Regions from separate parts of the Homo sapiens genome. Here region 1 is linked to region 2. The links are chromatin contacts, found by Hi-C in ENCODE. All regions are on one chromosome and are shown on one strand. Each heading gives the region's core, a stretch centred on a gene start or an enhancer-like site at or near the end of the contact. The rest is flanking DNA. Distances are from core to core; before and after follow the strand shown. Region 1 holds the start of ARL6IP6 (ARF like GTPase 6 interacting protein 6). Region 2 overlaps KIF5C (kinesin family member 5C).

The links. A loop is a pair of places that touch in the nucleus more often than their neighbours do. Pooled maps may share reads with other maps.
Region 1: a loop to region 2 is called in a pooled map, with 9 times the contacts of the local background. The contact joins the promoter of ARL6IP6 here to the enhancer-like site in region 2. A Hi-C loop is called at or near these places in 3 of 37 single-sample maps with no recorded cell type and 3 of 50 pooled maps.

Annotation. Positions count from the first base shown.
Region 1 is chr2:152,717,004-152,720,322 of GRCh38, reverse strand. It overlaps ARL6IP6 (ARF like GTPase 6 interacting protein 6), which reads right to left and starts at 1,703. Exons shown (of 4, transcript NM_152522.7): 1 at 1,299-1,703. The coding sequence starts at 1,698. It overlaps PRPF40A (pre-mRNA processing factor 40A), which reads left to right and starts at 2,862. Exons shown (of 26, transcript NM_001365597.4): 1 at 2,862-3,093. The coding sequence starts at 2,884. RefSeq lists enhancers at 1,193-1,392, 1,443-1,492, 1,533-1,732, 1,963-2,052, 2,073-2,142 and 2 more and a silencer at 2,363-2,462.
Region 2 is chr2:149,017,640-149,022,230 of GRCh38, reverse strand. The region is part of intron 25 of KIF5C (kinesin family member 5C); the gene reads right to left. Among named protein-coding and RNA genes, the nearest start is that of LYPD6B, 19 kb to the left of the region's middle. Within about 2 kb of position 1,755, at least 5 of the 41 ENCODE cell types and tissues checked have a DNase peak (open chromatin) inside an H3K27ac peak, as active enhancers do.

The DNA of each region.
Region 1 (3,319 bases), core at 454-2,953, 3.7 Mb before region 2:
ATAGGATGAGAGTACTGTTTATTCCCTAAGGTAGTGGTAAACACTAAAGGGCATACTAGGTGGAGTTCAGTTCCTTTCTCTATTCTTCCAAATAAGCACAGTTCAATGTCTTCTGCAATGGAATTCCACTTATCATGGTTTTGTGACTTTATGATACAAAGGCAATGTCTCCGAGCAAAACAGAAATAAACCACCTAGGAGACAAAACTATCAGAATTGCAAAAAAGGGCAAAAAAGTGGGGAGGGGAATGATAAATGAAACATTGGCAGCCAATCATTTAAGACTGACAGCTTGCATTTTATGCACATTCAGTTTACCATTTTATGAAGAGGTAAAACCCACATCAACTGGCCAAAGTGTCTTCTGTATGAAAATCAAGCATTGTAAGGTTTTAGATGCCATGCCATCTGTAGCCCACTAAACGCTGGGAAGCAATGAGGACAAATAAAAACTGGAGTTAAATAGATTTAATTATATTTAATGAAGTACAAAAATAACACTTCAGTGACAATGTTTTGGGTGCTTTTCATACAACAAAGTTCTTTTGTTTTTTTTTTTTTTTTTTTTTTTTCAGTAACTTGGCAAAGGTCACAAACTAGTGAGAATGGAAATTTAAACTTAACTCTGCTTCTTTCCACTATAATATACACTAGCCAACTAAATTATACAACCGTATGCCTTGCAATAAACTTCAACCGGCCAATATTTCAACTTCAGACAGAAAAACAAAATTATTAGAGGACGAGTGGACTATACTTTCTGCAACAGAACTCCGTGCACTACACCTGGATACAAACTTAAAAACTGAGAGGCTAATTATTTTACCTATAAAAGAAGAAATTTGGACTATGCGATGAAAATCTTTGTCCCTCAAGATTCTGTGTAGAGGAATTGGTGGACAGCACATCTTTATTTGTGGATGAAGGCCATTGAACATGGCCTATTTTAATTATATGCACTTTTCACTGTCTCCTTTTAATGGTGGGTGTTTCGCATTTTGTTTAATCTTCACAATATTTCATCCCCAGTGTTCAAGGACTTGAAGATATTTCTTCAAGAGTACCCATTTAATCAAACGATCCTTTTTAAAAATACGTCTCCTGATCATGGATCAGGACGCTCCACTTAGAAAAGGCAAAGGGCGGGAGAGCAAAGTAAGATGCAAATGAGGACTCTGGGTGAAAGCAGCTGCCAGCCTGAGGGCTTAGCGCGAGGGAAAGGGAGATGGGTGGAGACGAGAGCCACACCCTGGCTCAACTTTACTCTGGACAGACTTTCAAGGCGTCGGCTTCAATACCTTTAACGATCAAGTAGGCGATGGCGAGGAGGAAGGCGAGAAGAATGGCGAAGAGCAGCGAGCAGAGAATAGAGAGGACCTGGACCGGCCACCGCCGAGGCTGGGCTCTGCTGCCCGCGGCCGCGGGAAAGATACCATTGCGCTTATCGGGCAGAACGGGCGACCCGTTCCCGTCCGGCGGGAGCACCGAGCGCTTTCTGGGCTCTGACCACGCCCCAGCCGAGAACTCCGCCCGCAGGTCGCGGGCCACTTGGTCGCATCCCTCCTCCTCGTCGACTTCGCCTTCACCCCAGCTGTCCCCCTGAGTAAAGGAGGAATACGATGGCCGAGCCACAGGGCCCGGGGTGCCGGGACCGCGGCGCCGCAGAGCCGACCGCCACCCGCTCTCAGCAAACGACATGGCGCGAAACACAACGAAACCCGCGGAGAACGAGCCTCTCCCACCTGCCCCGCCCCGGGTCCGCAACAGCCAATCCGCGGCAGTGGCCGCTACCACCAGGCCTCAGAGCCCAGGGGTAAACCACGGAGAGCAAGGGTGGGCGGCGGGTTGCAAAGGAAGCCGCAGGGCCAAAGGAGAGGCGGAATGCGCTTCGACCAGAGCTCGACCCCAGGGCTGTAGCCGGAAAGGGGAGCAGGAAAGCGCGCAGGGAGAAGCGAGCGGAGGCCGAAGGCTGTCGAGTATCCACTCCCTGCGGGGCTTCGTCCCGGCCGGAGACCTCCGCCACCCCCGCGTCACCAACGGGAGCGCGCGCCCCGACAGCCCCAAAGCCTCATCTTTTCGACGCCGGGTCCTAGCGCCCGCTCGCGCCCTCGGAGACACATTCCCGAACCTATTTGTCTTCTCCCTTCTTCCCCACTACGCTCACACTCTTCTCCAGGTTCCCCCATTAAGGGCACCTCTCTACCTGGCGCTCTCGCGGTTCCTTAACTGCTCACCCCCATCTCCCTTTAGTGTGGTTCTCCCCACCCGTACTACAACTTCCCTCCCGCTACTCGACACGCCTCCTTCCCCAGGCGCGCGCTCTCCACCTGGTGCGTACGGAGATCGAACCCTCTCCTCCGAACCCCTCCTTTCGCCTTCCCCGCCTCCTCCCCTCCGCCTCGAGCACCGCGCGCGCGCATTCGGTCCCAGCCACCGCTAACACTACAGGCTGCTTACCCCCGCCCCCTCCACCCTACCCCTGGCGGCCTCAGGTTTGTGGGGCGTACGTAACTCGGGCGGGGAGGGTGAAGGTGGCAGACCCCCACTGCCCCACCCCCTACGGGGTGAGGCGGTCTAAGCTCGGGAAGCTGGGACACTGTTGTCTTCCCTTCCCCTGGGGAAGTTGGTAGAGTTTTCCCGACGGAGGACTCGGCGCAGAAACTTCCTCCGTCCTCCTCCTCCCCCCCCCCCATGCAGGCGACGCCGAGTGAGGCTGAGGCTGGGGGCGAATCGCCGCAGAGCTGCGTGTCGGCGGCGCATTCTGATTGGACAGCGGGGAAGCCCGTCAGCCTGTTGGCCCCGCTGATCCCGCCCCGTAGCGCAGGGCAGCCTTTAACCTTTAGCCCCAGTGGGCGCCAGCCACTCAGATCGCTTCTTGTTGGTATGTGTAGCGGCAGTGGCCGCCGGCGGAGCAGTCTGAGCCCGACGATGAGGCCGGGGACGGGAGCTGAGCGTGGAGGCCTCATGGTGAGTGAAATGGAGAGCCATCCTCCCTCGCAGGGTCCTGGGGACGGGGAGCGGAGATTGTCCGGCTCAAGCCTCTGCTCCGGCTCTTGGGTCTCTGCTGACGGCTTCCTGAGGAGACGGCCCTCGGTAAGGGATCAGTGGGGCAGGGGGAAGGCGGCACAATGAAAAACGGAGTGAGAAACAGGAAGCTTTCTCCGAAAGGAGAAGAAGATAAGAGTGGACGAAGGAAGAACTCGAGATGGTGGGATATGTTCTGAGGGAGAGAAGTGGAGGGTGGAAATGCACAAAGAGAAGGATGTGAGACCCTGGAAGTTCCCCGTGGGCTTGGCCTAGACAGATGCGTGGTGAAGGT
Region 2 (4,591 bases), core at 506-3,005:
CTAGGGGGAAATTAAAACATTTCTCATTTGCCTGCACTTAGGATAGCAAGCAGGTGCAACAAGGCCCCTAACCCAGACTCTCTGTAGAAAGAGGTTCCCAGTTCCCAAAGGTATGCTTCGTCTCCATCGGATAATAAGATTCTCCAAAAGACCACCCCTGTCCATTTCATTCCACTTCCCACCAGAAGTTCGGCTGGTGCTGGGCGCATCTCCAGGATGAACGTCTAGACCAGCCTGAATGGCCTCTGTCAGCCTGCACCCAACATCAGTAAGCTCAACTTTCAGAAGACACTGAAAGGCTCTGTTTCCTGTCACCGGCTGGAGGCCCTAGCTCTGAGATCTTACTATAGGTTTTGTGCAGAGCTCATGGTACTCTAGGGGATGGGGACAGGGATGACAAGAGGGAGGTAGAGCCTTATCCTTAAGAAATACATGGAATTACCTGGTACTGGAAATACAACAGCCACTAAGAAAAGCCCAACTTCTCTTTTGATTAAAAAAAAAAAAAAAAAAAGCCCTCTGTAACCTGACACATTATGCATTATGCTTTCTGTTTTGCCTCTAGAAGGCTTATATCAACATTTGGTGCTCAACTGTGGTAATATCTCAGATTCCCGCTACCATGCTCTTTTTTTTCTTCACTCTTCTGATTTATATGTTATAATATTGTAAGCAACCTCACATATTTTGCATAAATCAGCAGGATGTAAGTTACATATAAATAGAAAAATTCTCAGTCTAGAAAGGGGTTATTAAAGCAGATACAAGCAAAGTGGGTGAAAAAGGGAGAAGAAATACGGAACAGAAACTGAATAGAAAAAAAAAAACAGAACAACACATTCTTTTTAAAAATACCACCTCTTGGCCAAGTGCAGTGGCTGATGCCTATAATCCCAGCACTTTGGTTTGGGAGGCCAACGCGGGTGGATCACTCGAGGTCAGGAGTTTGAAACCAGCCCAGCCAACATGGTGAAACCCCATCTCTACTAAAAATACAAAAATTAGCCCGGCATGGTGGCTTGTATGTGTAGTCCCAGCTACTTGGGAGGCTGAAACAGGAGAATCGCTTGAACCTGGGAAGCAGAGGTTGCAGTGAGCCGAGATCATGCTGCTGCACTCCAGCCTGGGTGACAGAGTGAGACTCAGTCTCAAAAAAACAAAAACAAAAACAAAACCACCTCTTCACTGACAAGAAAAAATATTCACAGAACTCATTTGGTATAATCACCCACAGTGGCAAAGCTACACAACTAAGAAGGGCTTAAACAACCCTAGAGGGTGATATTTCTGTCATTTTTAGAAGTCACAGAGAGTAAGATGTCTTTGGGAAGAACATGGCCTTTCTGGTGAAATTTTGGGCTTATTGCCAGAATTAGAAGTGAAAAACCTAAAAGCATGGTCATAGTTGTTATTTAAAATGCATTCTGAGCTGAAAACCAATAGGAGTGCCTGCCTGAATGCCACCACTGAAACTGCCATTTCACTTTCTCACAGGTTCATTTCTCCACGCACGCTATCCCCCTGGTCAGATAAGATCCCCTTGGTCGGATGAGATGGCCGTTCTGCGTGCCTGGAGGCAGAGAGGTGCCAGCACATACCTTGGATTGTGGGATTATGGCCTGACGCAATGTTTGCAGCCAAACCGTGTTGACACAGCAAGCACTAGACACAAATGCAATGGGGCGGCCTCAATAACTCCAGCAGACCATAAAGTGACACAATTTCCCCCTGGAAGGCCTCTCAGTCAAAGCCCCCGATCCCCGCTGGGCAAGATTCAGCAGGTTTTGGCTCATAGTTTGGAAGAAACACGGGGCCACAAAGGAGGCCCCACCTGCTTAGTTTAGTCACCTCAAGGAGAGTGAGAAAGGAGAGGAAAAGCACAGGAACTCTGCCAATGAAGGGTCCTTTCTTTACTAGGATGCAGCGTTCCTCTTCATCCCCAGTTAAGGATCTCTACAGGCCTGTCTGCTGAGAAGTCTTTCCAGCAGGCCCAAGAAACATGGATTCCAGCAGGATGCTCTCATCCATCCTTCCCACTATCTGGATCTTCATATCCTTAGATAAATTCATGGGAGAAAATAGATATAAATTTTAAAGGTAAATGGTTTTGCCCTGAGATAAAGCATTTCTGTCTGTTCTAATCCCAGAGAGACTGAGGAGTCTGGAGAATCTTTAAAACCCAGTCCTGTTGACTCTCTTCCAAGTAGCCACTCACTCACTTAGAGGCAGGGGACTGGACCAACTGACCTGCTCTAGGACTTCCCCTGGCACTCTGCCAAACTGGAGATGGTAATTCAAAGTGGCAACGTGTGACCAGATTTAGGAGGAAATAAAATCACCTTTCTTTAGAAGGGGTGGGGAAAGCTAATGAAGGAAGTTAATTATACAAGGGTTTTGCAAGAAGTATTTAGAGACCGTTTTCACACCCAACTTGGGCTTTTGCAATTGCTTGCAGTGGATTTAAGCTTAATCCAAACAGTACATAGTTTTAGTTTTTCTTTTGCCTTTTTATAATTCAATCCCCACATTATAAGAATTACCAATTGTACTCTACTTATCACTGCTGAATAGAAGTGGATTTATCTCATTGGAGCTTTGGTACAATCTGCTGTGGAGGAACAATTTTAGTTGCTCTGAATTTATGACTCTGAGAACCATGAAGCTGAGGAGTATTAAAGTGGAGGAGCCTACTGTGCTGTAGATGGAATCAGGAATTCTTGCCTCCGGGTGCTCCACAATTCCCTTCTTTGGGTTGAGATTGCCAGTTTCAAAGTCCTCTGCCATAGCAGCACCTACCTACAGTTATTTCTGTCCTCTCTCCCTGCAGTCCCACCTCAGCTGTCTTTTCAGGTCTGTCCCCATGACCACTTTAACATTAGCTAACATGCACGGGGGCCTAATTTTTGCCAGGTATTCTTCTAAGACTTTTTTCTCTCTTCTTTCACATTCTCTCATTCAATCCCAGACAAGCCTGTGATACGGGCACTATGATCCCAACTTCCCCATTCCACAGTTTTCTTAGCTGTCCAATGGCCAAGAATCTTGTCTGGTGTGACAAAGGGGGATTATCTTTATATACTTCAACCAAAACAGCACACCGCAACAGACAGAATGCAGAAACAGCTGGGGGAATCCAGCTGCCATCTATTAAATAACCAGGCATCAAAGAGATTTGCAAAAATGTAAAACAATGCCATTTGGCTATTTTTTGTTTTGAAAATAGTTATTTTCATTACAAATCACATTTGTGGTAACATGTATGGGCTTATTACTATTTTTTAAATGAACCCGGCAGTATTCTAAATATTTTGCTTTAATTTCTAATATGATACATATCAATAAATATAACCCATATATATATATATAAACTCATTGATCCTTTTTTGTTTGTTTTTTTGAGAAAGATTGTCATTCTGTCACCCAGACTAGAGTGCAGTGACACAAACATGGCTCACCACAGCCTCAAATTACTGGGCTCAATTTCCCACCTCAGCCTCCCAAGTGGTTGGGACTACAGGCGTAAGCTGCCATACCTAGCTAATTTTTAATTTATTTTATTTTATTATTATTATTATTGAGACAGAGTCTCGCTAAGGCTGGTTTCAAACGCCTGGCCTCAAGTGATCCTCCTGCCTTGGCCTCCCAAAGTGCTGGGATTATAGGCGTGAGCCACCATACCCAGTCTATTGATCCTTTTTAAGAGGAGAAAAGGTCCTAAGGCCAAGAACTTTGAGAACTGTTGCAGAGAAGATCATCGCTCTTAGCCCAGGATCTACCACTCATAGTTATGGGATCTTGACAGCTCATCCCGCCTCTTTGGGATGTAGAATGAGGAGACAGGATCAGGTGATGAGGACAACACAGATGAGCACGGAGTGCTTGTTCAGTGCCAGGCACTAGGCTAATCTTCATGTATTTGTTTTTATTTGTTTATTTATTTTTGAGGTAGAATCTCACTCTGTCACCCAGGCTAGAGTGTGGTGGCATGATCACAGCTCACTGCAGCCTCAAACTCTCCAGCTGAAATGATCCTCCCAGCTCACCCTTCCAAGTCACTGGAGCTACAGGCATGCACTACCACACCTGGCTAATTTTTTTATTTTTAGTAAAGACAAGGTCTTGCTAAGTTGTCCAGGCTTGTCTCAAACTCCTGAGCTCAAGCCATCCTGCTGCCTCAGCCTCTCAGAGTGCTGGGAGTACAGGAGTGAAAGAATTGAGTCACACCACGACACACAAAAAACAGGCATCCCAAACTCTACAAGAAGCAACGCACTCCGGGGTCGCATTGCACCTAGCTCTTTATTTTCAGAAAAAGCCCTTCTTTCATTAAATTATGTGAAGTTTGGTGGTTTGGACTTTTTATTTGTGGTTTTATTTCGATTTAATTTCTAAATTTGTTTTGACTTGACAGTTGTATAAGATCTGTAAGTAGGGAATGTATACTGTTTACAATGTGCAAATTGTATTATAATAAAATAATTTAAATCAACTCTGGGGATCTGTGAGAATTGTATTCCTTTCAAAATACTCTATTTACTACTCAAGTTTGAGATAAAATGGTCTAAATATAGGAAAACCAAGAAAAAAGACC